Regions from separate parts of the Homo sapiens genome. Here region 2 is linked to region 1. The links are chromatin loops, found by intact Hi-C in ENCODE. Cell type or tissue: CD4-positive, alpha-beta T cell. All regions are shown on one strand. Each heading gives the region's core, and the rest is flanking DNA. Links, peaks and the distances in the headings are about the cores only.

Evidence for each region. Peaks named below come from ENCODE experiments on the same cell type or tissue, not always from the same donor. Only the 100,000 strongest peaks of a DNase experiment are listed, where the experiment ranks them.
Region 2: a loop joins it to region 1, with 3 times the contacts of the local background. A loop is called at or near these places in 4 of 110 quality-filtered maps.

Annotation. Positions count from the first base shown.
Region 1 is chr17:59,917,320-59,934,087 of GRCh38, reverse strand. It overlaps RPS6KB1 (ribosomal protein S6 kinase B1), which reads right to left. Exons shown (of 15, transcript NM_003161.4): 5 at 7,506-7,653; 6 at 3,914-3,971; 7 at 2,366-2,466. Among named protein-coding and RNA genes, the nearest start is that of RPS6KB1, 33 kb to the right of the region's middle. In CD4-positive, alpha-beta T cell, for the core only: no CTCF peak of the experiment used is centred there; no DNase peak of the experiment used is centred there.
Region 2 is chr17:59,653,225-59,666,807 of GRCh38, reverse strand. CLTC (clathrin heavy chain) reads right to left here. Exons shown (of 32, transcript NM_004859.4): 6 at 10,781-10,954; 7 at 6,220-6,417; 8 at 5,165-5,365; 9 at 2,814-2,966; 10 at 1,899-2,021; 11 at 568-705; 12 at 164-328; 13 at 1-11. Among named protein-coding and RNA genes, the nearest start is that of CLTC, 40 kb to the right of the region's middle. In CD4-positive, alpha-beta T cell, for the core only: no CTCF peak of the experiment used is centred there; no DNase peak of the experiment used is centred there.

The DNA of each region.
Region 1 (16,768 bases), core at 3,550-11,549:
TATCCTTCCATTTAACTTTTCTTGCCTCAAATTTTCTTGCAGATGTCAAGAACAAGGTACCATCCATAAAATGGGATGCTAACTGTTTAAGGCTAGGGCAAAGTCACCTTTTGCCAATGATACAATCTATCTAGTAAAGAGAAAATAAAGATAGAGAAAAAAGTGAAATAACCTGTTTAAGGCTCTAGCTTTAAGTATATACAAAATTCTCTACCATCCTGAAAAAGAAAAATCCTGGGAAAACTGTTTTATGAAGTCTAGTTTACGTACACAGACCCCAATAAACATACTCTGTACCTTTTGAACAAAGGTGTGAGACAGTACTTCAAATATATAGCTTTTATCACAGTGAACTGTGAAGAGTCCTTAAAATGGTCTCAGAAACTCATTATAACAAGGTAGCTCATTCTGCCCAATGCTACCAATTAGGGGAAAGAAAGAAAATTGCTAGATAGTATGAATCAATCATCACTGATCCAGAAAGTAAAAAACTTACCACCTTACACAAAGATCATTTCAGTTCAAGTTTAGCTTTCTTTACTGGACTGTCATAACAAGTGGTTCAACAATCTCAGGGACTCTAGTATTTGAGGTTCATTTCACAGAAAAGGCACAATGACCTATTGATTCAAATGTAAATATATACTACACTCTGATACAGAAGAAGTATGGCCTTTATTTTCACAGAACCATCTGATACACTCAACCTTATAAATCAAAGAAGTTAACTATTCTATCGCTCCCCTATTCTATCCTGTGACTTATAATTCAGATCAGAATCCACGTTTTGGGGAGTGAGGAGGTGTTGATGAGAGGAAGGAAGAGACACTGATTCCCATGATATATTCAGTTAAGTATATCATTTCTCCTTAAAAAAAAAAAAAAGGTGGGTGGAGGAGTATAATCTGGAATGTTTATATGAGCCTCAGTTGTTCATACATCATTTTCTAAGAGTTTGAAACAATTAACTACCTCATGGATTATTCTGTAGACATCTAAGGATTAGCAGCTGCTACCACCTTCTAGATACCCTGGGTCAGCTGGTTGCTCCTTTGGGGTACGAGTGAATTGCCAAGTCTACCTACAGCCCAGATTAGCATAAATTGAGCTGTCTTTAGCAGCATGCAGTTGTAGTCAAGGCTCACTGTGCTATATCTATAGTTGTATAGATTATCAGTCTCTCTGATGTTTATGTTTGTTGTTACAAACAAACAGCAAGAATAAACTGATTCTGGCTGGGGGGAAGGTGGGTTATGCCTGTAATCCCAGCAATTTGGGAGGCCAAGGCAGGCAGATCAATTGAGCTCAGGAGTTTGAGACCACCCTGGGCAACATGATGAAACCCCATTTCTACAAAAAATACCAAAAATTAGTCAGGCGTGGTGGTGTGCCACAGTGGCCCCAGCTACTTGAGGGGCCGGGGTGGAAGGATCACTTGAGCCTGGGAGGCGGAGGTTGCAGTGAGCTGTAATCATGCCACCATACTCTAGCCTGGATGACAGAGTGAGACCCCCATCTCAAAAAAAAAAAAAAAAAAGTAACCTGATGCCTACTAAACATCATATTTCCAAAGTTTTATCAAATACTTTGGTTCAATTTCAATCCTTTTCCCAGCATTAATAAAACCTACTGTAAGAAGCATAGCTTCTAATATTCACATATTTTCTTTTTTTTTGAGACGGAGTCTCGCTCTTTTCACTCAGGCTGGAGTATAATGTCGCGATCTTGGCTCACTGCAACTTTCGCCTCCTGGGTTCAGGCGATTCTCCCACCTCAGCCTCCTGAGTAGCTGGGATTACAGGCACCCACCATCATGCCCAGCTAATTTTTTTTTTTTTTTGTATTTTTGTAGAGATGGGGTTTCACCATGTTGGCCAGGCGTCTTGAACTCCTGACCTCAGGTGATCCACCCACCTTAGCCTCCCAAAGTGCTGGGATTACAGGTGTCAGCCACTGTGCCCAGCCAATATTTACATATTTTCATTATTAAAACTCAACTTATATAATTGAGATTCACTTTTCAATTTAAGTAACAAGCCAAAATTAATGTTTAGACTGGCTTTTACAGTCTAAAACATTATACAACATTTGATGTAAAGATTCCAAAAACATGAAAAACTATAAAGAGTAAGGATTAAACTAAAAAAGGCAGTTGAGCGACTATTATCCTCAACTTCTTTTACTCTCACCAAGCGTAATTACCTAAAGACTTAAAATATCAGCAAGTACTATGATGCCATGAATTCTGAGGGAGGAAATATACAAAATAGAGAGATGAATTTGGGGCTTTGAAAATGGCCACGACCTATGTGGGAGGATTTTAAGATGATTATTTACTATAGAATTGTTTACGGTATGTCTCCACCTTGGTGATTAAGCATGATATTCTCCGGCTTCAGGTCTCTGTAGATGATCCCCTTTTGATGTAAATGCCCCAAAGCCATGGAGATTTCTGCCAAGTAAAAGCTGGAAACAAAAGTGATTTAATAAAATTAAAAAGAGTGTAATCTATCCAAAGCAGTTTACGTATGGAGCAAAATTCCTTGAAAGAAACAGACATGCACCAAAGACCAAATTAGTGGGGTAGGGGGATGTATTGGAAAAAGAGATGGCATAGGATGCTGCCAAAAGGCATGGGGACATTTATGTTTCACTCATTTTAGTGAAACTATAAAGTGCTTTATTTTGCCATTAGAATATATTGCTAAAATTGCAAAGATGTCCAGAATATGCTAAACTGCCATTGGTCATGTTTTGTTCTGTCTGTGTAGGAATTAAGCTAATAGCCATTCATTTCAAGCAAATTTCTCCCATCCACACCCAACTTTAAAATCCCATAGGAAATAGGAACTTTGTTATTCTCAGAGATCACATCTTGATTTCAAAAGGTATCTTATAACCTGACCCTTAGAAGCCCACTCATCCCTTACTTAATACAGCTACATATTTATAGACAGCTGAGGCCCACAGTATCTGCCCTCCCACCTGCCAGCCAGCCCACAACTATAAACTGTGTGACACCCAAATTTATCTACCTCAAAAGAATAAAGGGCTGAATCAACCCTGTCTGGATTCGAAAAGCACAAGGCACTGCAATACTGGCTGCATAACAATGTTGCAATCCTGCAGATTACTCCAGGATGGAGAGGGTGTGTCCTAGAGGACTGAGGCAGTTTCACAGCCAGCACGACCACAAACACAGCCTCCAACACGGCTCAGTGAGCCTCCTCCAAAAAAGGGCACTTCATCCCTAAGGCTCTTAAATGCAGCTTCTTTGTTAGAAAAGGCCTGAAATTAAACAATGGAATGCAGTTTTGGTAATCAAGGTAGAAAAAAACATTTAAGTGTTGTTTTCTATTAAATTAATGTGTAGGATAAACTGATTTATTGTGACCCAATATTGTTGCTTCACAAAAGGATGTGCATATTTTTAATTTGAAGCAGATGACATGTTTAGAAATAGGAGGGTAAATCCCACCCTGACTACATAATCAATCTACAGATGATATGCCCAGGTTTATCACCTCCCTAAGACTGTACCTTGAGAAATAGAAAGCCTAAAAAAAAAGGGATGATTTCTGATAATTTCCATTGTTCCACACATAAAGGTTCACTGGGAAACCACACTCACCCACAGCCAAGGCAGGCAGCTTACCAATTCAAGGAAAGAAAGCCGCAATGAGAATGGTTCTGTTAGGAACAACTGGTGTGAAGAGCGTTCCACTCAAGCCTAAGGGCAAAGGAATGATGTGACCTCCATAGCTGCCCAGTCCCAAAACTGCTTCTCCCCCTTGAGGTCCTGAGTGAGTGACTGGCTCCAGCTCAATTTACTGAATCATGTGGCTGCCCATAGTGGGAATGGGGCTTTGCTTGTAATTACCTGAATCTATGCAACCACAAAAAGTTCACTTACCAGGCAGTGTCTTCCATAAATATTCCCTCTCTTTCTAACTGCATAAATAGTTCTCCTCCTGTAAAGAAAAAGAAAAAACATTATAAATAAAACAATATTTATTTCCAACCCACTTCTAATGAGAGAGTTTGTGCTTTCCTTCTAACCATAATTAAAAGACATCAGCCCCTTAAAAATGAAAAACAGATCCTAAAAATTATAGGTTTTAAAACTAAGTCCTCAGGATTCTATTTTTAGTAGCATTCTTATTCTTCTGTGACACACATATATTTAAAAACTAGAACTGGCTTGGAATTCCAGGTTTTATATCTACAAACTTTAAAATATCTGTAGATTCCAGACCTGAGGTTAAAAAATATATATATTGATTAAAGACTCTTTAACATTTTACCCATAGGTAGAAAAATGATAGTCTACAATTAAATCACCCTCACTAATTTTAGTGAATGCTCATATTTCGTATTTTCAGAACCCTTAAATAAACAGAATAAACCTGGCACTGGCCTAGTAAAAAACATGGCACAATTTGAGTATCAAAATAAATAATGATAATAAAAGGTTATATCACATTGAATGATATTAGGATCCCTAAGTCCACAATGACATAAATAAATGAATACATAAATGTTTTAAAGGGGGAAGAAGAGAAAGTTCTTTATTACAGTAGAATCCCAAGTAATAAATGAAGAAGACGTGACGGAATAAGAAAAAGTACTTGGCAAACATCACAATTAATTGTTGCAGGCAAGATTCAATGGATGTCAAAACTGAATGTGGGCTGGGCGCAGTGGCTTACGCCTGTAATCCCTACACTTTGGGAGGCCGAGGCGGACAGATCACCTGAGGTCAGGGGTGATCTCTATTAAAAATAAAAAAATTAGCTGGGTGTGGTGGTGCATGCCTGTAATCCCAGCTACCTGGGAGGCTGAGGCAGGAAAATCACTTGAACCTGGGAGGTGGAGGTTGCAGTGAGCTGAGATCGTGCCACTGCACTCCAGCCCGGGCAACAGAGTGAGATTCCGTCTCAAAAAAAAAAAAAACAACAAAACTGAACATGAGAGCTTGATGAAAGATATTTAAATAATCTCAAAGTATCTCCTCAAAAGATACTTATTAATTACAAAGACAAAAACGTCACCATGGAAAAAATCAGCAGACACCACCTTATACATGTGACCAAAGTTAACATCACAAGTAATGGGACAAAGATATAAATATCATGTACCTCTTGATCTGATGCATTAAGGAGGACACAATGTCACTTCAATGGTCCTGCCAAAATTGCATAACCTGAATCTAATACTAAGGAAACATCAGCTAAACCCAAAGCATTCTACAAACTAACTGGCCTGTCCTAATCAAAAATGTCAACATTATGAAAGTCAAAGAAAGACTGAGGAAATGTTCCAGATTAAAGGAAACTAAGAAGAGTTATAATTGCATCAATGTTAATTTCCTATTTCTGATCATTTTAGTATAGTTATGTAAGATACTGTCCTTGATTTTAGAAAATATACACTGAATAGGCTGGGTGCAATGGCTCACACCTGTAATCCCAGCACTTTGGGAGGCCAAGGTGGGCGGATCACCTGAGGTCAGGAATTCGAGACCAGCCTGGCCAACATGGTGAAACCCCATTTCTACTAAAAATACAAAAATTAGCTGGGCGTGGTGGTGGGTGCCTGTAATCCCAGCTACTCGAGAGGCAGAGGTTGTAGTGAGCCCAAGATTGCACCACTGCACTCCAGTCTGGGCGACAGAGTGAGACTCCATCTCAAAAAAAAAAGAAAAGAAAAGAAAGAAAACATACACTGAAATTTTAGGGGTAAAGGGAAATCATGTCTGTAACACTCTCTTAAACAGTTCAAAACAATTATGTATGCATGCATGTATATATGTATACACATATATACATATACATAGGATAAAACAAAATAAATGTGGTGAAATGGTAACATCTGGGGAATCTAGGTGAGAAATATATAGGAATTCTTTTATTTTGTGTGTGTGTGTGTGTGAGACTGAGTCTTGCTCTGTTGCCCAGGTTGCAGTGTACTGGCGCGATCTCAGCTCACCACAACCTCCGTCTCCCAGGTTCAAGCGATTCTCCTGCCTCAGCCTCCCGAGTAGCTGGGATTACAGGAGCACACCACCATACCCAGCTAATTTTTCTATTTTTAGTAGAGACAGGGTTTCACTATGTTGGCCAGACTGGTCTCAAACTCCTGACCTCATGATCCGCCCACCTTGGCCTCCCAAAGTGCTGGGATTACAGGCATGAGCCACTGAGCCTGGCATAGGAATTCTTTATACTACTCTTAAAACTTTTTGTGTTAAGTATGAAATTATGTCAAAATAAAGTTTTTCCGGGCGGGCACAGTGGCTCACACTTGTAATCCCAGCACTTTGGGAGGCCAAGGTGGGCAGATCACCTGAGGTCAGGAGTTCAAGACCAGCCTGGCCAACATGGTGAAAGCCCAGCTCTACTAAAAATACAAAAAAAAGCCAAGTGTGGTGGCGCATGCCTGTAGTCCCAGCTAATTAGGAGGCTGAGGCAGGACAATCGCTTGAACCTGGGAGGCGGAAGTTGCAGTGAGCCGATATCACGCCTCTGCACTCCAGCCTGGGAGAGAAGAGCGAAACTCCATCTTCAAAAAAAAAAAAAAAGTTTTTCCAATGGCAATAGTCACAAAACAGTTGCTACATTCTGTAGCTTTCTGTTCCATGTTACACGTTACTGCAAAATCCTTCTCAGAGAACTGAACTGTGTTTGCTAGAAATAGATACTTGTGGCCGGGTGCAGTGGCTGACACCTGTAATCCCAGCATTTTGGGAGGCCGAGTTAGGTGGATCACCTGAAGTCGGGAGTTCGAGACCAGCCTGACCAACATGGTGAAACCCCATCTTTACTAAAAATACAAAAATTAGCCAGGCGTGGTGGCACATGCCTGTAATCCCAGCTACTCGGGAGGCTGAGGCAGGAGAATCGCTTGAACTCCAGGAGGCAGAGGTTGCAGTGACCCAAGATCACACCATTGCACTACAGCCTGTGCGACCAGTGTGAAACTCCATCTCAAAAAAAAAAATAAATAGACACCTGTGATCTAGAAATGATATGGAATCAACAAGTTCCTACGAGGTGGTAGGCCCTGGCAAATATGGATGATTTCCATTATAAGCTACATACCCCATCACTAAGGCTACATTAAACTAAAAACTCTTGTTTAAAGACCCAATTCCAAAAATAGTCAGTATGTTAAATAATCTTCCCAATTATTTAAATTACAGTATCTTACCCCACTACAATTTGATGGCTCTGCATCACTTAGGTATTCGTTTTTCTGTTAAGTGAGTGATTACAAAGGAATTAAAATAAAATTTTACAGATGAGGGAAAAAAATCTTTAGTTTCCTCCATATTTGTCTGCCAATAGAAACATTTGGTCACATCTGAATTTTGTACTTCAGTGTACTCATCAATTTTAAGCACTATTTGATCATAATGGGAAAAAGTATTCTTCCATTGAAAAATAACATTTTGACCCAGTTTCTGGAGCAAATGCAAATAATTACACCAAACTCTGTGTACTGACCACTGAGATACTCAAGGATGAGGTAGAGTTTTCCACCAGTCTGAAAGGCATAAATTAAATCCACGATGAAGGGATGCTTTACTTCCTCCAGAATATTCCGTTCTGCTTTTGTATGAGCTGTATCTTTAGCATTTCTTACTATCATTGCCTAAAGGAAAAGAGATCATCTATAAGAACAAAATAGTGAACATTTTTATTCTATAATCTATTTTATTCTAAAATCTATTTTGTGTTTTTCCTGCCAATATTGAACTATTAACCATAGTTCCCACTAGAAACTGAGATGGGGTAATGGAAAACATTCACTTTATATATGCCTCTGTGCAGTTTGGATTTTTTGCAGTGAACACGTAAGTGAATTACCTAAAGAGACTTTTTAAAAAAGAAATCTGTAATCAGATCAAGTTTATTCATATATTCACAAACTATTGAGTGTCTACCATCCTCCAGGCTGTGCCAAGAAAGCAGAATAGAAGGAATGCCCTGTCCATAGGAGTCTAAAAGTCGACAGGAGCCCAAAGTCTCAGGGAAAAAAAGACAAGTCAATGTAGGCAAGTGCAGGATGGTAAGGGTAAACAGGGGAACCACATCTGACCTAGCAGAAAGTCTCGCTTGAAAGTTATTAAAATGAAATGTGGCCTGGACGTGGTGGCTCATGTCTGTAATCCCAGCACTTAGGTGGGCAGAGGCAGGAGGATCGCTTGAGCCCAGGAGTTCGAGATCTGCCTGGTAACAAGCGTGACCCCATTCTCCACAAAAAGGGTAAAAAAAAGACAAAAAAGAAAGAAAGAAATGTAGAAGGTAAAAAAAAGGCATTCCAGTGCAAAAGAGGACAGAATACGTCTGGGAAATCTACAAGTAGTTTGGTATGGTTAGAAGTGGTTAGAGATTAGGCTAGAGAAGTAGGCAAAGGCCAGGAAATGGAACGTCTGGGCAAAGGAAGGTCTGGGTGAAATGAACACACCTTTGGCTTTATGAAAGACACATCTAGTAGCAGTAGGGAGTATTAGGAAAGAAATGAGACTAGTTAGGAGGCTAGTATAATAAACCAACTAAGAAGATCTATAAGAAAATGAAGATAGAAAAAAATGAAAGGCTAATACATAATTTGCATTTGCTGACAAACTAGTTATGAGAAGAAATGATGATACCTTTATTTCTGCATAAGTAATAGGACAGATAATGGTGCCATTCAATATTGGCAAAAGAAAGTGAAAAAGTTTTGGGAAAATGATGCCCTGTTTTAGACATGCCAGGTATAAGTTCCAGGAAGTTACCCTGATGGTACATCTCCATAAGTAATATGGAAAGCAAATACACAGGTAATTGGTTGCAACATTATCTGTGAAAGTGGAACACTAGAAACAGCCTAAATGCTCAGACATAGGATATTGGCCCAAAACCTATGGAATCTACACAACATGTAACAAAGCTATAAAAATAAGAAAAATCAGCCGGGCGCAGTGGCTCACGCCTGTAATCCCAGCACTTTGGGAGGCCGAGGAGGGCGGATAATGAGGTTAGGAGATCAAGACCATCCTGGCTAACACGGTGAAACGCCATCTCTACTAAAAATACAAAAAAAAATTAGTCGGGCATGGTGGCAGGTGCCTGTAGTCCAAGCTACTTGGGAGGCTGAGGCGGGAGAATGGCATGAACCTGGGAGGCGGAGCTTGCAGTGAGCCGAGATCACGCCACTGCACTCCAGCCTGGGTGACAAAGTGAGACTCCGTCTCAAAAAAATAAATAAATAAATAAATAAATAAATAAAATAAAAATAAGAAAAATTTCTATAAAAACAAGATACAAAAGAGTACTTAAAAGTACAGCAGCATGGATACTATGCTATCTTTTGTACAAGAAAGGGGAAATGAGAATATATATAATATGTATCTGCTTATGCCTGCAAAAATGAAGACAACTAAGATAAACTAAAAGCTAATGATAATGGAAGGGAAGGAAAAGAAATAAGACTTTTGAGAATACCTTCTGAGTAAAACCCCAATGGTTTTATCATCCATTTTTTTCTTCCCTAAATCAAATATTACTGTAATTATAAAATGTAGATTTTTCTTTTTGAACCATATTAATGTTTAATGAGTTCCAAAAATAAAATAAAATCAACAAGGATGAGGGGTAGGAAGTACAACTGAATACAATAGGAATACACAAATTTAATTGACTATTACACCAATAACTTTACCACAGAAAGAGAAAGAGAAAAAAGATATAGGAGAAAAAGATTTTTTTTTTCTAGACAGAGTCTCACTCTGTCACCCAGGCTGGAGTGCAGTGGCATGGTCTCAGCTCACTGCAACCTCCGCCTCCCAGGTTCAAGTGATTCTCCTGCCTCAGCCTCCCAAGTAGCTGGGACTACAGGCACCTGCCACCACACCTGGCTAATTTTTGTATTTTTAGTAGAGATGGGGTTTCACCATGCTGGCCAGGCTGGTTTCGAACTGAGCTCATGATCCGCCCGCCTTGGCCTCCCAAAGTGCTGGGATTACAGGTGTGAGCCACTGCACCCAGCGAGAAAAAGATATTTAAGTAATTTTAGACTGCACACCCTTAGTGGCCTATATGTAAGCACACAAAAAATTGCAAAGAAATATTAAATCAAACTTAGTAGGTTTGTAGCTGGAAATACTATTGGTATTACAATTTTCATTATGCACATATTGTACAACTGAACAAATGAGTGCGTTTATGTTGTTACCAGAGTTCTTCTCACTGTAGAAAAAAAGGATATCCAAATATGAACTGAAAGAAGAATGTGGTCGGGCACGGTGGCTAACACCTGTAATTCCAGCACTTTGGGAGGCCGAGGCAGGTAGATCACAAGGTCAGGAGTTCAAGACCAGCCTGGCCAAGATGATGAAACCCCGTCTCTACTAAAAATACAAAAATTAGCCGGGCGTGGTGGCAGGCACCTGTAATCCCAGCTACTCAGGAGGCGGAGGCAGAAAACTGCTTGAACGCAGGAGGTGGAGGCTGCAGTGAGCCGAGATCACACCACTGCATTCCAGCCTGGGGGACAAAGCGAGACTCCATCTCAAAAATAAAAAAATAAAAATAAAAAAGAACGCTATGGAATTGGACTAGAATTAGGGCTAACAATATGAAGCACTTTGGGAAACCGAGGCAGGCGGATCACCATGTTGGCCAGGAGTTTGAGACCAGCCTGCCCCACATGGAGAAACCTCATCTCTACTAAAAATACAAGAATTAGCCACGTGTGATAGTACACACCTATACTCCCGTTACTCCAGAGGCTGAGGCACGAGAATGACTGGAACCTGGGAGGCAGAGGTTGCAGTGAGCTGAGGCAGCCTGGTGTCCAAGGGTGTGGTGAGCCATGATCATGCCACTGCACTCAAGCCTGGGCAACAGAGGAAGAACCTGTCTCACAAAAAAAAAAAAAGACCAGGTGCGGTGGCTCATGCCTGTCATCCCAGCACTTTGGGAGGCTGAGGCGGGCAGATCATGAGGTCAGGAGTTCAAGACCAGCCTGGCCAACATAGTGAAACCCCATCTCTACTAAAAATACAAAAATCAGCTGGGTATGGTGGCACGCACCTATCCCAGCGACTCAGGAGGCTGAGGCAGGAGAATTGCTCGAACCTGGGAGATGGAGGTTGCAGTGAGCCAAGACCACATCGTTGCACTCCAGCCTGGGCACCAGAGTGAACCTCCATCTCAAAAAAAAAAAACAAACAAATTTTTTTAAAAGAGAGTATAGGGCCAGGCGCAGTGGCTCACGTCTGTAATCCTGGCACTTTGGGAGGCCAAGGTGGCTAGATCACGGGGTCAAGAGATCGAGACCATCCTGGCCAACATGGTGAAACCCCATCTCTACTAAAAATACAAAAAATTAGCTGGGCGCGATGGCGCACGCCTGTAGTCTCAGCTACTCTGGAGGCTGAGGCAGGAGGATAGTTTGAACCCGGGAGGCAGAAGCTGCAGTGAGCTGAGATCACACCACTGCACTCCAGCCTGACTTCATCTCAAAAAAAAAAAAAAAAAAAAAAAAAGGAGTATAAAAAAATCTTTACAGACTAATGACAATATAGAAAAAATACAGAAAAAATAGAAAAGTCTCCATTTTATAATCACTACAGTACAGTAATATTTGGGCAAGAAACAATCCAGATAAAACCATTAAGTAAAGATTATTATAGGACAGAATATTCACACCGTTTCTATCATTCCACAGATCACTTGTTAACTACAAAAGGAAAAAGAGGCCGGGAACGGAGGCTCAAGTCTGTAATCTCAACACTTTGGGAGGCCGAGGAGAGCGGCTCACCTGAGGTCAGGAGTTTGAGACCAGCCTGGCCAACATGGTGAAACCTCGTCTCTACTACAATTACAAAAATTAGGCAGGCGTGGTAGGAGGCACCTGTAATCCCAGCTACTTGTGGGGCTGAGGCAGGAGAATCGCTTGAACCCAGGAGGTGGAGGTTGCAGTGAGCCAAAATTGCACCACTGCACTCCAGCCTGGGCAACAGAGTGAGACTGCTTCTCAAAAAAAAAAAAAAAAAATGCCCTTATTCTTAGGAGATGTATAGATGAAATTAGGGGTGAAGTGCTATGAAATCTGCAGTTAACTCTCAAATTGTACATGAGGAAAATTTATTAACTAAAATTTATTAACTAAAGGGCTTAGGGCCAAAAAACAGGCATTGTAGGAATCAAGTAAGTCAAAAGTGAGAAAGTTATTGTTCTATGAAACCGCAATATTTCAGAGGTGGAGAACACCTTTGGCCAAAGGTTCTAAAATGTACAGTGGGAGGTGAACTAATGCCGTAGGCAATAGTATTTTGCTTCCATGGTATATTTTTGCTGCAACTGGTAGGGTCGGGTGATGGCTGTTGATAGTCTTTTCCTCACTATTCCACTCTAAGCAAATACCTGAATGGTACCATTCCTATAAGAAGTAAACAGTCCCAGGAGAACTAATAAATCCAGACAGAATGTCCAGATTGAAACAACTCACTTAAGGGGATACCTGGTTCTACTCTGATTTCATCTTAAAGTCTGGGGGAAGAGGTATACACTTACCACACACTCAGGTCAGAGGGGTTAGTACTCTGCCTCCAGGATAATTAAAATCAGAAGGAAGGAACTCAAAGGGAGCCTATAGTCATCTTACTTGGGGATTTAGAAATGAAAGCCCTGAACTTAACCCTAATGACATCTTTATTTTCATTATTTTTGCTATGAGCTTGCTTTCAAGGACAAGGAAGGAGACAGTATCAGATCCTCTAGCCAGGATTAAGAAAAGAACCCCAAGAATGGGAAACAATGGCAACCAAGCAAAAGCAGAGGCAAACAGCTTAGGTCCTGGATCCCTGGGCCCCAGAATGAGGCCTGACACTTAGCAGTAATTAAGTCTATGGATTTCCCAATATACCACCCCACCCACCATGAGTGGGGAAAAAAAACAAGCACTCTTTTTTTCACTAGATACCTGTGCCAAAAACATACTTCACCCAAGATCTAATTATGCCTAATATGGTCAGGCCTGATTATCCGACATAAATAACACATCACAAGGAATGAATCAGTTAAGAATCTTGACCAGAGGCTGGGCGCAGTGGCTCACGCCCATAATTCCAGCACTTTAGGGGGCTGAGGTGGGCGGTCACTTGAGGTCAGGAGTTTGAGACCAGCCTGGCCAACATGGTGAAACCCTGTCTCTACCAAAAGTACAAAAATTAGCCAGGCGTGGTGGTACACACCTGTAGTCCCAGCTATTTGGGAGGCTGAGGCCCTAGAATCACTGGAACCCAAGAGGCAAAGGTTGCAGTGAGCTGAGAACGCTCCACTGCACTCCAGCCTGGGTGATGTAGTGAGACTCTGTTTCAAATAAAAGAAGAAATCTTGACCAGTACTTCTTTTCACATTTCTGGGACAAGCACTATTATGCTGCCTTCAATTCTATACCTAACATGTTTTACAGATTAAAAAATCATTAATCTAAAACAATTCCAACAGGAAAGTCAAATAGCTGATATCAATGTCAACCCACTGAAGAAGAAACTGATGTGAAGAATAGCTAGATGGCTTTTTAAAGACAATTACCAATAAAATTGTGGTCACAGTATTTGTTCCTCAGCTTTCAAACTGAGGAGTCATTTATACTGCTTAAATAAAAATCAGCAAGAAGGACCAAAGTTTTACAAGTCTTATAATTTTTTTAAAAAGTCACTTTGATTGTCTTTAAAGTAGTTCTCCACTGGAACTTTTGTTTTAAGACAGTGGAGGCCGGGCGCAGTGACTCATGCCTGTAATCCTAGCACTTTGGGAGGCCAAGAAGGGTGGATCACCTGCGGTCAGGAGTTCGAGACCAGCCTGGCCAACATGGCAAAGCCCTGTCTCTACTAAAAATACAAAAATTAGCTGGGTGTGGTGGCGGGCACCTGTAATCCCAGCTACTCAGGAGGTTGAGGCAGAAGAATCACTTGAACCCAGGAAAAAAAAAAAAGACAGTGGAATCTTTTCAGTAATCAATCCCAAACAAGAATAAGAAAACAAACACACACATAATCCATCAGTAAAACTAGAAGACATGTGGAATCCCACACCTGAAAAGACAGAGTGGGGATAAAGCAATGGTCCATGATGTAGCAGAGTGGGGTAAGATCAAACCTAAGTGCCTGCAAAGGGGAATACACAAAAGAAGTTGAATCTATCTATAGAACCCCAGCAAGGTTCAAACATTAGAGGAAAAATTAGAAGGAAGGGAAAAAATTAAAGGAACTGAAGACTGTAGAAGGCAGAAGGTGGAGTGCTAAAAACAGGGAGATCATCTACAAGTCTGTGTAAGGAACAGACAGACCAAAAAGGCTCCCATCTCCATACTAAGTCGAAGAACTAACCCTAGGAGAGTTAAATTCCCCGGGACAAAAAAAAAAAGTGAAAGATTAGATCCACAGAGTAAAGTACTAATGTAAAAACTCGAGTTTAGTGAAAGTCCGCGTGTTGAGAGGTAAGATCTCCATCTTCTCTCACTCAGCTCCAGAATGCTTTTTCCAGGCAAATGAATGGCAGAACTTTCTTAGCACCAACTGATCCTCCCCAGAAAAAAAAAGATCTACAGACAATATTTACTTATTTATTTATTTGAGATGGAGTCTCGCTCTTGTTGTCCAAGCTAGAGCACAATGGTGCAATCTTGGCTCACTGCAACCTCCACCTCCCAGGCTCAAGCGATTCTCCTGCCTCAGCGCCCCCAAACCAGCTGGCCAGGCTGGTTTTGAACTCCTGACCTCAGGTGATCAACCTGCCTCAGCCTCCGAAAGTGCTGGGATTACAGGCGTGAGCCACCACACCCAGCCCTACAGACACTATTATTTGAAGTTGTTGATCAAGTGCCAGCTAACCACTTGACTACCCTGCAGAGAAGCTTACACACACAGAACTTCTGATCAGCTTTTCAGAGTTCTACTCTTAAATATGAATAATCAGGCCAGGCGCAGTGGATGGGTTATTGAGGCCTAGGTGGACAGATCACTTGAGGTCAGGAGTTCGAGATCAGGCTGACAACATGGCGAAACCCTGTCACTACTAAAAATGCAAAAATTAGCCAGGCAGGGTGGCACATGCCTGTTATCCCAGCTACTTGGGTGGCTGAGGCACAAGAATCGCTTGAACCCAGGAGGTGGAAATTGCAGTGAGCCGAGACTGTGCCACTGCACTCCAGCCTAGACGACAGAGCAAGACTCCAACTCAAAAAAAAAAAAAAAAAAAAGAATAATCAGTGAATGACACCAGACATCTAAAGAAGGCCTCTAACATGGAACAAAGTGACTAAAACTGACTAAATCAAAGTCAAAGAAAACAGAAAGTCAAAAAAGAACATGCGTAAAACAAAAGAACATTTCAAATAATTATAATTAAACTCTCAGAGAGGCTGGGCGTGGTGGCTCACACCTGTAATCCCAGCACTTTGGGATGCCGAGGTGGACGTTTTGCCTGAGGTCAGGAGTTCAAGACCAGTCTGGCCAACATGATGAAACCCGATATCTGCTAAAAATACAAAAATTAGCCAGGTGTGGTAGCGGGCACCTGTAATCCCAGCTACTCAGGAGGCTGAGGCAGGAGAATCGCTTGAACGCAGGAGGCAGGGGTTGCAGTGAGCCAAGATCGCACCACTGCACTCAAACCTGCACGACAGAGTGAGACTCTTGTCTCAAAAAAATAATAATAAACATTAAAAAAAAATAAAACTCTCAGAGGGGTAAGAGAAGATATTATACTCATTAAACAGGTTGCTATAAAACAAAAACAACAGAAAGAATTCTGGAGAATCACAAATACAACAGCTTTAAAAAAAAATTTAGTCAAATGGCTGGGCACAGTGGCTTACGCCTGTAATCCCAGCACTTCAGGAGGCCAAGGCGGGCGGATCACCTAAGTCAGGAGTTCGAAACCAGCCTGACCAACATGGAGGAACCCTGTCTCTTCTAAAAATACAAAATTAGCCGGGCATGGTGGCACATGCCTGTAATCCCAGCTACTCGGGAGGCTGAGGCAGGGGAATCGCTTGAACCCAGGAGGCGGAGGTTGCGGTGAGCCAAGATTGCGCCATTGCACTCCAGCCTGGGCAACAAGAGCAAAACTCCATCTCAAAAAAAAATTGAGTAGAAGAAAGTAAACAAGACAAAGAAATGGAAACGTGGAAAAGATAAGAAAAATTAGATGATCGGTCCAGGAGATCCAACATCCAACTAATTGCAATTCCAAGAAGAGAAAACAGTGGGAAGGAAATTACCAAATAAATCACATAAGAAAATTTCCTAGAACTGAAAGACTAAAGCTTTAAGATTAAAAGAATAAAAATAGGCTGGGCACAGTGGCACATGCCTGTAATCCCAACACTTTGGGAGCCAAAACAGAACAACTGCTTGAGGCCAGGAGTTCCAGGCCAGCCGGGGAAACACAGGAAGACCTTGTCTCTACGAAACATTTTAAAAATGAACTGGGCGTGGTGGCATGCATCTGCAGTCCTAGCTACTCAGAAGTTGTGGCAGGAGGATCGCTTGAGCCCAGGAGTTACAGGTTACAGTGAAGTATGATCACACCACCACACTCCAGCCTGGGAAACAGAGTGAGACCCTGTCTCTTAAAAATAAATAAATTAATTAATTTAATTAAATAGGCCGGGCGCAGTGGGCCATACCTGTAATCCAATCCCAGCACTTTGGGTGGCCGAGGCGGGTGGATCACTTGAGCCCAGGAGTTCAACACCAGCCTGGGCA
Region 2 (13,583 bases), core at 1-8,000, 260 kb after region 1:
TTGACTAACCACTACAAGACAAAATAAATGAATGAATGAATAAATGAAATAATGTTGAACCTCATGGTGGTATGAAATTATTAATATTTAGTACCACAAACACATTTTCAGTGTACCTATTAATCACAACTAACACCATCTATTAGGTAAGAAACTGAAATACCTCAGGGTTAAGAAGATGGGTGTGAACCACTGCACGTTTTATATCATATAAATCAGTGAAATGTTCTAATGCACGCTGCAGTAGGCCAGCCTTTTCACACAGTTGAGCAATATGAGCCCGGTCATAATGTGTGAACATCTGATTGCCTAGAATAGCATCTGCAACCTGTAAAACCACAAACAAGGCAAGTTTATTGTCCACTCCACTTACATGAGTAATTCAATATCCGTATTACAGATTAAGGTTTAATAGTGAACTGTTAAAGTACAAAAGAATATTATAATAGCTACATTTTCTTTAATAAGGAGTAGGCCCCTCAGTAGCTTTGCATAACAATCTGAGAGGCGCTGCACAATTACTAAAACAATGTTGGAAACATGCCTAAAAAGCATTAAAACACATACTTGAGGCGCATGCATAAGGTTCATCTCAAGTAACCGCGTCTGTAAAGGACCTTCAGATGGGCGATTATTCTTCAGAGCATCAAGCAAGAATGCAGTACACTGCTGAATTAGATTGTATTCCATAAAGACATCTACAATCTACAAAAAAAGATTTAAAAGAAATTGTTTTAAGATACTATGGAGAGTATGTAGACAAAATTATGCATGAACTCTTTCTTTACCTGAGAATTTTATTTGGACAATATAAACACTTAAGAACAAATTTTTGTCCTCTAGGGATCATAGTTATTTTGAGTTCTGATAAAAACAACTACAAAATATTTCAAGATATTACATAACAGCAGAATACAACTGAACCGACAGACCTTTATTTTATTTTATTTATTTATTTTATTTTTTTGAGGCAGAGTTTCGCTCTTATTGCCCAGGCTGGAGTGCAATGGCACGATCTCAGCTCACTGCAACCTCCACCTCCCGGGTTCAAGCGATTCTCCTGCCTCAGCTCCTGAGTAGCTGGGATTACAGGCGTCTGCCACCACACCTAGCTAATTTTTTGTTATTTTTAGTAGAGACAGGGTTTCGCTATATTGGCTAGGCTGGTCTCAAACTCCTGACCTCAGGTGATCTGCCCACCTCAGCCTCCCAAAGTGCTGGGATTACAGGCCTGAGCCACCGCACCCAGCCTGACAGACCTTTATTTTTATGAACTTTAGAAAACCAATAGCATAAATATGAAGGACTCTGACTCACACTTACAAATGCATCTCTTCCCTCTCCCCACACCCAGTGGCAACCACTATCCTGTTTTATCATCCCCATGTATTTTTCATATTTTTAATACACATACATCTCTAAATAAGATGTTTGTTTTGCATGTATTAAAACTACATGCAGATGGTTTCATACTGTCCATTCTTTTGCAACTTGCTTTTTTTGCAAGGCATTTGAGGTTTATCCATATAGAGTGACAAAGCTTTAATTTCTACAAACTGTAAGTTTTCCTTTTTTTTTTTTCTTTTTGAGAGTCTCACTCTGTTGCCCAGGTTGGAGTCCAATGGCACGATCATAGCTCACTGCAGCCTCGACCTCCCAGGCTCAAGCTATCCCTCCACTTCAGCCACCCGAGTAGCTGGGGCGACAGGCATGTGCCACCACATGCAGCTGATTTTTAAATTTTTTGTAGTTACAGGGTCTCACAATGTTGCCCAGACTGGTCTTGAATTCTTGGCCTCAAGCAATACTCCCACCTTGGACTCCCAAGTCAACCACCATGGCTGGCCCCCACTCTCCATTTCAATCAGCTTCTACAAAATATATTTTAATCACATTACCTGTGTGATGTCAGCAAGAGGCTCTTCATCTTGAACTAACATTTGGGCAAACTGCTGTCCCTGATCTGGACTGATTCGCATTACATTTCTCAGCAGAAATATCCAATCTGGAGTGTATCCAACCTATAAACAAACAAAGACTTAAACGCTGCTCCTAAGTTTCAATTTTATAGCATTTAAAGACTTTTTCTACTATAAAATCTCACTAATATAGAACTACTGGTGAAAGCACAAATTCATTTTCAATTTAAGGTGCCCAGTTAGACCTTGGTGATGACATATTTGAACAAACATCTGTCAATTTTTATAACTGGCTTATCCATTTTCTTTTCTTTTCTTTTCTTTTTTTTTTTTTTTTTGAGACAGGGTCTTGCTTTGTCATCCAAGCTGGAGTGCAGAGGTGCAATCTCGATTCACTGAAACCTCTGCCCCCTGGGCTCAAGTGATCCTCCTACCTTGGCCTCCTGAGTAGCTAAGACCACAGACACACCACCACGCCTGGCTACTTTTTTGTATTTTTAGTAAAGACAAGGTTTCACCATGTTACCCAGGCTGGTCTCAAATTCCTGAGTTCAAGTGATCTGCCTGCCTTGGCCTCCCAAAGTGCTGGGATTACAGGCGCAAGCCACCACACCTGGCCTGGCTTATCCATTTTCAATAAATGAATATTTCAAAAGTTTGTTCTAACATGTTAAACGTGCCTGCTATCTGAAATTCTGATAAGCCATGCAAAAGTAATTTTCTCAATTTAACAAGTATGAATTTGATATGAGGGGTAAGAGAATTTTTATACATTTCAAAGTAAATCAAAATGAAAGGAAATTCACTATTAAAGTAATCAAGAGTTAATACAGGCTAATTTCTCTGTCAATGCTTCAATGAATTCATGCTGAGAATGTGTTTCATTGAACTCACTTTTTTAGCATATAAAACAATCTTTTGGACTTGACCTGTTTCTGCAAAGCACTGAATGACTTTATTTGGGACGTTAGCCCTTAGGTACACACTAAGTGCCAATGTAGGGTCCACAGATTTCACAAGATCACCCAGTTCTTCAGAACATTCCAGCTGTCCAAAGGAAAAAGAGATTGTTTAGTGATCCATGAACTGTTTTAGAAATGAGCAGTTGACACTATGTCCACTATAAGTAATAACTAGTATGAAAGGTACTTAGTTTCACAGAATATATTATAAATATGCAGGGGTTGTGGTTGGTAGACTCTTAATCTTGTGTTCACAGCAATGTCTCAGTAGAATTCTCCACAAATCCTGTTTAACGATAAAAAGCTCACCAAGACTGCAATCTTATAGATACTATCAACTACCTTGTTAAGGATTTAAGTACTTCAAAGTACAATCTTGTACCTCTTGTACTTCTAGCTACTAAGAATATTCAGATATCAGACTCACATCACATGGCCCCAATTTTTCAAAAACAAAAAGCAACTTTTAATGTAATGTTATCAACTGAAAATTTGATAATGAAGGAGCCAGATGAGGTTTACCATAAGGACAGTTATTAAACTCACAGTGTAACCTATATATGTCTGAGGGATCTAAGCACCACTATCTTCTTGACTTGGATTTAAGCTTATAGGGCAGGAAGGACACTCTTAAGAATTTTTAGGTAGTATACAGGCAGATACTGTCTTCTGTGTTATTCAGTCTGCCTTACTCATTCAGCTGCCCAATCTGGAAATTCATTTCCTAAGAGTTCTGGTTTACATACTATAGTAGATTTTCTACTTTGGGGACTAGCTCTTATAAATGATATTTAGTGCCAAAAATAAAAAGTTGTATCAGAGTCGATAATCTTAACTGAACATGCTAATGAATAGTTGATTAATGTCTCTTTTATTAATACCACAAATGGTCCCATATGACTGTTCACAGAAAAGGATAATGATACCTAAAAAGCTTTCACCCTGTTACGTAGGTCAACTCAGTTACCTTGGCTGTTCTCACCCTCCCTTATCTTTTTAAAAAATATTGTGTATTTATTTAATAAGGTCTCGCTGTGTTGCCTAGGCTGGTCTCAAACTCTTTGCATCAAGTGATCCTTTTGCCTCAGCCTCCCAAAGTAGTGGGATTACAGGCGTAAGCCACCAAACTCAGCCCTGCCTTATCTTAATCAATTAGGATGGACCTCAAATACTCGCTAGTGTGGCTATTCTTCATCAGAGACTCCTGTCCAAGTATCCCAAATCTGATGTAGTATTCTCTGGTATCTTACAAGATTGCCAGAAACTGGGTCAAGAAACAAGGACTTAGAATTAATAATATAAAAACAGTCCTAACATATACTAACGCTGAAAGAATAATAACATTAAATGTTATTCACTATTCAGAGTGCTTTAAACAATACTACTTCAGTTCTTGACAATGGCAATTCCATACTACAACTTTGAGGAGAAAGGCTTTTTTATGTGGTGGTGTGAAAGGAATTAACACTAATGGACAGCTAAAACTTGTTTGTTATCCTAGAAACAAACAACATCCTTTGGCTGTTTCTCAGTCACTATTCCACATAAGGAATAATGTGCTCAGGAAAACATACTACCATTATATGCTCTCTGTAAAGAGAAATAAGTACTGAGTGAATATAAAAGGCATGGAGAAGACCTACAGTAAAGAAAGCTAGTTAACATTTAGAAAAGGTTCATATTTAAATAAATTTCAAGAAACCAAGTTAAATATTTTTCCATGTAACACCAACTAACATTCTGTGAAATCTCTGGGAAACAGTATCTCATTGCTAATTAGATAGCCATCCTGTCTTACTAAGATCCAACTTTTTTTTTTTTTTTAAGACCGAGTCTCGTTCTATCACCCAGGCTGGAGTGCAGTGATGCAATCTCAACTCACTGCAACCTCTACCTCCCGGGTTCAAGTGATTCTCCTGCCTCAGCCTCCCAAGTAGCTGGGATTACAGGCACCTGCCACCACGCCCAGCTGATTTTTGTATTTTTAGTAGAGACGGGGTTTCTCCATGTTGGTCAGGCTGGTCTCAAACTCCTGACCTCAGGTGATCCACCCACCATGGCCTCCCAAAGTGCTGGGATTACAGGCCTGAGCCACCATGCCCGGCGAAAAAATATATATTTTTTCAAAAGGAAATAAGTGAATCCATCTTATGCAATGTGTGTTTTTGTTCTGTTTCTACCAGCAGTAATGGAGACATTGTGGTGCAGCCTAAATGATTTTAACTTGCCAATATCATATTTAATGCAACCAAAGCAAGATTATGTCAACATAATTTAACGTACCTTATCTTCTTTTAACCATTTCTCCAAAAGCTGTTTTCGCCCTTGCTGAAGTACAGGCCTACAAAGCTCTAAGGATTCGTATTTGTTGAGCTGTCCCTGGTCCAAAAGGATACCAAAGTACTGAAGTAGAGGAGAAGTTTGACCTGGCTGGGCTGGGACACTCTGGAACCGACGGATAGTGTCTGGAGTACGAAGAATTCCCTTTAAGAAGGAGAAATGTTAAACGCTCTTCGAAAGTGTAAGAAGGAGAAATGTTAAACGCTCTTCGAAAGTGATCCAAACATCACACTAAACACCCTGTAGAGATCAATCTCTTAGGTCAATCTTAAAGGAATGAATCCATCTATTAACATCAAGTTAGGAAGTTTCAAATCTTTACCATCTGGAGTAAATATTTAGTCACTGTCTTTCATACCCCTGGTTCAATGTTATAAGATTATCCAGAATTTGGAAAAAAAAAAAAATTATCCAGAATCAAAAATACATCAACTTAAATTACAATGTCAGTGTGTAAGAGAATAGTTATAATCATAAAACAGTTATAGCTAAGTATTATCCCAAGTTCATATTAAATTAAGTACAAATTTCATAATGAATATTGGTCAGGAATGTAAGGTGTTAATTCAGTCCACCATAAACTAACATCAAAAGTGATAAGAATAAATTCAGCCTAATTTTGACAGCTCTACCCACTATAAAATTGGACAGTATGTATTTCATGTCCAAGTTATGGAAATAAAATCAGTAACTATCATTTATGAGGTCAAACAGTATAACACCTAAATGACTAAACATTACTACATCTATGTAAATCAAAAGCTTGCTAGACCCACATATCCTTCTAACAATCTGGGTTTTAAAAAACTAATCAAATCCAGAGAAAATTAACCAAATCTAGAGGCATTGACAAGGAATTCTACTAAAGGAAAATGTAACCCAAATGTAATCTAAAAACAGTTTATCTGTAGGAAGCTGGTTCCTTTTCTAGTAATATAAGAAACAGAATATTAACAATGGATTAATGTCATGACAACTTCATTTTCATAACTCTTTACCTTTGGTGCATTAGCAGCCACCTTTGCTGCCTCCGAGTAATTTCCCTGGGCAAAAAGAGCATTAAATTTCCGGGCAAAGAGTTCTTCAGCACCGGCTAAGTTATTACGTACAGCCATTCTCAGAGCCAAATCAGGATTTTGTAGAACATTGGTGATGTAAGGAATTATGTTTTCTTCTTCCACACACACTGACAGAACCTGCAATTTAAAGAATAAAATGTAGCTGCAATGTGTTCATTTGGATACAAATGATACCAAATCTGTTTAGAACAGGTTAATACTGAGTCACAAAGGTAATGAAATTGTGACAGCTGTTTTCTTGCTGCCATTAAAAAATAATGAAAGGAAGGAAGACAAGGAGAAAAAAAATTAAGGAGATTTGAAAACAAATGTCATAGGGTGTTAGGCCATTATGTGGTTCCTAAAATATGGCTATTCTATAATCTAAATAACTTACTTCATTGTCCAAACTAACTGCTTTGATACCATCTATTCATTCTTAACACAGTCAGTATCAAAAATTAACATTCCCACTTAATTGAGCTCTGAAAGACAACTCCACATAATTTAAAACTTCTTGAGGACTTCAATCTTGATAACCTACAGAAAATGACACTGAAGAAGCTATGATATCTAAATGACATTTAGGGTTCACTTGCAAGTTGTTTAAGGTATACTCCTTTTAATTTTAGGATTTTTCTTTACAAGAATTTTTTGGTAATTTTCGTTAATTACATTTTCATTCCTAGAGAGCAGATTATATACTCAATGAAGGGAGGGACCACTGAATCCTCAAGCAGCTAACATAATACAAGGAACATGGTAGGTGCTTGAAAAAATAGGCCGGGTGCAGTGGCTCACGCCTGTAATCCCAGCACTTTGGGAGGCCAAGGCAGGTGGATCATGAGGTCAGGAGTTCAAGACCAGCCTGACCAACATGGTGAAACCCCACCTCTACTAAAAAAAAAATATAAAAATTAGCCGGGCATGGTGGCACGCGCCTGTAGTCACTAGGGAGGATGAAGCAGGAGAATCGCTTGAACCCAGGAGGCAGAGGTTTCAGTAAGCCAAGATGGCACGACTGCACTCCAGCCTGGGCAACAGAGGGAGACTCTGTCTCAAAAAAAAAAAAAAATTAATTAAAAATAAAAAATAAAAATAAAATAATAATAATATCAGTAAAGGCCAATTTCTAATTGCTTGTTTGGAAAATTACCTACCCTCAAACCTCTCAATGCCACAGAATATTTTCTGGCTTGCCCCAAAAGCTGAACTACTGTCAACTGCCATAGAGAAAGGGAGTCCTTCTCTACCCATCCATCCCATTCCCCAGTGCAGAACTAGTCATATGCCCTAGCTTATAAACTACTCATATTACCCCAACAGCACTTCTCAACCTAATATAATTGTATAATTTTTTCTCAGTTACTGTTCACATGAGGAAAGGGGGTTTGTCTTTGTTTAACTGTATTACTAGCAATATGCAATTAGTATAGCATAAAACGTATTTAATTTGTTGAATAAATGAATATAGGAAATTTCTGTCCCCAAATCAGTAAGAATTGAAAAATACTTGAGAACTCAGTGAACCAAATAGATAGATAGGTAACAGTCTGCCCTGCCAATTCTACTACTCCTTTCAGGGAAAATGAAGAAATTTCAACCTCCAAGATTTTACTTCTATAGGTCCGACCTCCATCCTCAAGGCTTATTTAAAGGAAGTAATAATTACTTTCTTTATAGTTATTTGCATTCCTGAGCCCCAACCTTAACTCAAATCTTACCTTAGGTTTCCCCACATACTGAATCCACAGTTTTATCGTTATCATACTTAAAGACTGTTCTAGCAGATTTCTAGCAACCAGTCCTTAGTAAGATCTGCTACAGGAAACAGAAAAGGCTCCAGTGTCTTCTAAAGTACTCAGTTCTATCAAATTAAGAATTTAAGTCAGATGTTGACTATAATATCACTTTAATTGATTTTGCTTTTTCAACCCATAGAAGCCACTTACTCATTCCTTCAGGGAATATGCCAAGTTGGTAGACTTTAGCAAAGAGTAGAAGAAAGCCCTAAGGTTACTGTAAATACTCATCTCTTTACTCAAAGTAGCTGGCACATAAAATTTGGGAGGAAGGGAAAGTAACAATCAACAAGTTCCCAGAATTAGAGTTATGAACACCAAGAATGTGTCATGAAATTATTTAAGGTTAAGCGCTATCTTAAAACAGCACAACAGCAGAAACAAAAAGTGGCGAGGCGTGGTGGCTCATGCCTGTAATCCTAGCACTTTGGGAGGCCAAGGCAGGAGGATCGCTTGAGCCCAGGAGTTCAAGACCAGCCTAGGCAACATAGCAAGACCCTGGCGCTCTCTCTCTTTTTTTTTTTGAGACGGAGTCTCGCTCTGTTACCCAGGCTGGAGTGCAATGGCACAATATTGGCTCACAGCAACCTCTGCCTCATGGGTTCAAGCAATTCTCCTGTCTCAGCCTCCCAAGTAGCTAGGACGACAGGCACCTGCCACCACACCCAGCTAATTTTTTTTCGTATTTTTAGTAGAGACGAGGTTTCACCATATTGGTCAGGCTGGTCTCAAACTCCTGACCCCAGGTGATCCACCCACCTCAGCCTCTCAAAGTACTGGGATTACAGGCGTGAGACACTGTGCCCAGCCCCTGTCTTTTTTTTTATTTTTTTAATTAATTAAGAGTTTAAAAAAAAAAGCCCCTGGCTTCACAACTTCATGATTATTAAATTATCACTAATCTAGTTCACCAAAAGACCAATATATTCTTGATTTTCCTTCTTTTTTTTTTTTTTTTTGAGACAGAGTCTTGCTCTGTCATCCAGGCTAGAGTACAGTGGCGCGATCTCAGCTCATAGAAACCTCCGCCTCCCAGGTTCAAGTGATTCTTTTGCCTCAGCCTCCCGAGTAGCTAGCATTACAGGCATGCACCACCACAGCCGGCTAACTTTTTGTATTTTTAGTAGAGACAGGGTTTCACCATGTTGGCCAGGCTGGTCTTGAACTCCTGAGCTCAGGCAATCTGCCCGCATCGGCCTCCCAAAGTGCTGGGATTACAGGTATGAGCCACTGAGCCTAGCCTTATTCTTGATTTTTCTAAGCAAGACACTCATAACTGAATATCTGAAAGCTACTGAATTTTTAAAACTGCTTTTGTCCCAGACACTGACTGGTGCTAGAAATATAATTTACTAAAGACAATCCCTTTTTCTAATGATGAATAGTGACTGCAACAGCTTAGCGAGCAATTTTAATAAGTATGGTAAATGTTATGAGGAGAAAGCCCTAAGTTCTAGGAGTACAGAGCAAAAGCACCTAACCAGGTCTGGAGTTAAGGTGGGGCATGGGTAGGTAGGGATGCACTCCCTTTCCCTAGAGGAATTGTCTCTTCATATACATAACATTTTTCAAAAATTAACTGAATGAAGGAGAAACAAAATCTATCTACTTCCTTTGCTTATTATCTGGGAAAAATACTAATTTGGAAGAAAATGAGTAAAAGGCAAGACCAGTAACAGTATTTTTAAAATGTTTAGCCATTTTTCAGAAAATTAACATAGCTCCTGGTAAAATATTCTTATTAATATTAAAATAGGCTGTGCGCCGTGACTCACGCCTGTAATCCCAGCACTTTGGGAGGCTGGGGCGGGTGGATCACAAGGTCAGGAGTTTGAGACCAGCCTGGCCAAAATGGTGAAAGCCCGCCTCTACTAAAAATACAGAAATTAGCCGGGTGCAGTGACTCACATCTGTAATTGCAGCTACTTGGGAGGATGAGGCAAGAGAATTGCTTAAACCCGGGAAGTGGAGGTTGTAGTGAGCTGAGATCATGCCACTGCACTCTAACCTGGGTGACAGAGCAAGACTCCATCTCAAGAAAAAAAAAAAAAAAAAAAAAATTAAAATAATAAGATGACAGATAAAGAATCACTTGCTAGATGGTATGAAGAGGTTTTTCAAAAATGACAAATTTAGAACGGATAATATTTTTCCTACCAAACTGATTAGCTTTCCAGGCATCCCACAAGAGGTACTGAAACATATCACCTTCTAACATGTAATAGTAATGCTTAATTAAGGAGCTAGGAAAAGGGATGTAGGTAGAATTCTTTTCCCTGTAGTTGATAATTGCTCTGCCTTGGAGATAACAGAAAATTCCTTAAAAAAATAGTCTGTCAAATATGACCCTAAATTGTTTCTTTGCATGGGGAATCACTTCTTTTGACAGTAATGCATCTATACAGTCCTAGATGGCTATAAACCAGTTTCTCTGAGACAGGATTAAAGAGAGACTTTGTATTCATACACATCTCTATTTTTAGGTATATATTATTTTCTTTTTTATCAGCTTACATCGTGCTTTGATATATATTATTTTCTAATATCCAAAGTTACTATTTACTTTTTGGAAAAAAACTAACAGTAATATGTTTATTTTCTATTTTTTAATCTTGGGGAGTAATTTCTCAAAAGGACAGGATTGTTCCCAACTCATCAGGTTATCTTATTTTATTGCTTAAGTTTCAAGGTTTCCTTACTTGTCCCTTTCTGTTTACTCCAATTATTCCAGCTGTGGCTTCATGAGGTGCAGTAACAAAAATTGTTTCTCCACTGATTCTATTCATGTAGATGCAGGTACCAGTCTCAAGATCATAGAGGTGGATATAACCATACTTGGTTATCAAGAACACCACATCATGCTTTTCACTGATCTACAGAAAGAAAATCAACACTTTAGTAAAATAATGAATCTACAAACAGAAAATAAAAACATTCAGTCTAATTCCATTTTAGAGATGGTAAAATTCCAGAACAAGAGGGTTATTTGAAAAATTATAAGCTAATATTTAAAGTTTCCTTCATTTCTACAGCACATTTAAATATGGATATCCCAAGCTCTTATATAACATGAAACTGATAAGAGGAAAGACAATTCAAAACTTAGATAGCACAGTTTACGTATTACAGGGATACCTCATTTTACTGCACTTTGCAGTGCAGATGAATCTTTACGAATGGAAGGTTTATGGCAACCCTGCATCGAGCAAGCCTATTGGCACTATTTTCCAACAGCATGTGCTCTCTTCAGTGTCTCTGTGTCACGTTTTCATTAATTCTCACAATATTTCAAACCTTTTCATTATTGTATCTGTCATGTTGATCTGTGGCCAGTCATCTTTGATGTAACTATTATTTTGGGGTGTGATGAATTGCACCCACATAAGACAGCAAACTGAACTGATAAATATTGTGTGTGTTCTGACTGCTCCACCAACCAGCTGTTCTCCCGTTTCTTTCCCTTTCCTCAGGCCTCCCTATTACCTGAGACACAACAATATTAGGCCAATATAATAACTACAATTGCCTCTATGTGTTCTACCTCTCTTTTTAAATCGAAAGCTAGAAGTAATTTTAAGTTTAGTGAAAAAGACATGTCCAAGGCCAAGATAGGCTGAATGGTGGGCCTTTTGACCTAGCCAAGTTGTGAATACAAAGGAAAATTCTTGAAGGAAATTAAAGTGCTACTCCAGTGAACACATGAATGATAAGAAAACCTAACAGCTTTCTTGCTGATATGCAGAAAGTGCACTGGTGCAGTGGCTTACAAATGTAATCCCAGTCTCATTTTCTCACATCTAAGAAACCTACCACAGACAAAGTCAAACTCTAGGTACTTGCCATATTGAGATAATGTTTTGCAGGCCAAAGAGAAATAAAACGATTCTACTTTTGAATTTATGTAACTATCTAAATGAGCAGTTTTTTTCTCTTTTAAAATGTTATAGGCCAAGTGCAGTGGCTAATGCCTGTAATCCTAGCACTTTAGGAGGCCGAGGTGGGTGGATTGCCTGAGCTCAGGAGTTCGAGACCACCCTGGGCAAAACAGTGAAACCCTGTCTCTACTAAATACGGAAGAAATTAGCCAGGCATGGCAGTGTGCACCTGTAGTCCCAGCTACTGGGGAGGCTGAGGCAGGAGAATTGCTTGACCCCGGAGGCGGAGGTTGCAGTGAGCCGAGATGGTGCCACTGCACTCCAGCCTGGGCGACAGAGTGAGATTCCGTCTCTAAAAGAAAAATGTTATACACAGCTGGGTGCAGTGGCTCATGCCTGTAATCTCAGCACTTTGGGAGGCTGAGGCAGGTGGATCACTTGAGGTCAGGAGTTCGAGACCAGCCTGACCAACACGGTGAAGCCCTGTCTCTACTAAAAATACAAAAAAATTACCCAGGTGGGGTGGTGCGCGCCTGTAATCCCAGCTACATGGGAGGCTGAGGCACAATAATCACTTGAACCCGAGACGTGGAGGGTGCAGTGAGCTGAGATTGCGCCACTGCACTCCAGCCTGGGTGACAGAGCGAGACCGTCTCAAATAAAAATACAAATAAAAATGTTATACACTAGCCAGGTGCAGTGGTATGTGTCTGTATCCCAGCCACAGAGGAGGCTGAGGCAGAAGGATCACTTAAGGCCAGGAGTTTAAGACCAGCCTGGGCTGGGCATGGTGGCTCACGCCTGTGATCCCAGCACTTTGGGAGGCCAAGGTGGGCAGATCATTTGAGGTCAGGAGTTCAAGACCAGCCTGACCAACATGGCGAAACCCCAACTCTACTAAAAATACAAAAATTAGCCAGGTGTGGTGGCGGGTGCCTGTAATCCCAGCTACTCGGGAGGCTGAGGCATGAGAATCGCTTGAATCCAGGAGGCAGAGATTGCAGTGAGCTGAGATTGCGCCACTGCACTTCAGTCTGGGCAATAGAGAGACTCAGTGTCAAAAAAAAAAAAAAGACCAGCCAGGGCAACACAGTGAGACATTGTCTCTAAAATATTTTTTAAGTAGCCAGGCGTACTGGCATGTACCTGTAGTCCTACCTACTCTTAGCTACTCTGGAGGCTGAGGCAAGAGGATCAGTTGAGCCCAGGAGTTCCAAGGCTGCAGTGAGCTATGATCACAGCACTGCCTTCCAGCCTGGGCAACAGAGGGAGAACCTATCTCTTTAAAGAGGGAGAGGGAAAGGGAAAGAAAGAGGGGGAGAGAGGAGGAGAGGGAGAGGCAGAAGGAGAGGGAGAGGAGGCCGGGCGTGGTGGCTCATGCCTGTAATCCCACCACTTTGGGAGGCCGAGGTGGGTGGATCACGAGGTCAGGAGATCGAGACCATCCTGGCTAACACCGTGAAACCCCATCTCTACTAAAAATACAAAAAATTAGCCGAGGGTGGTGGTGGGTGCCTGTAGTCCCAGCTACTCGGGAGGCTGAGGCAGGAGAATGGCGTGAACCCAGGAGGCGGAGCTTGCAGTGAGCCGAGATCGCACCACTGCACTCCAGCCTGGGCGACAGAGA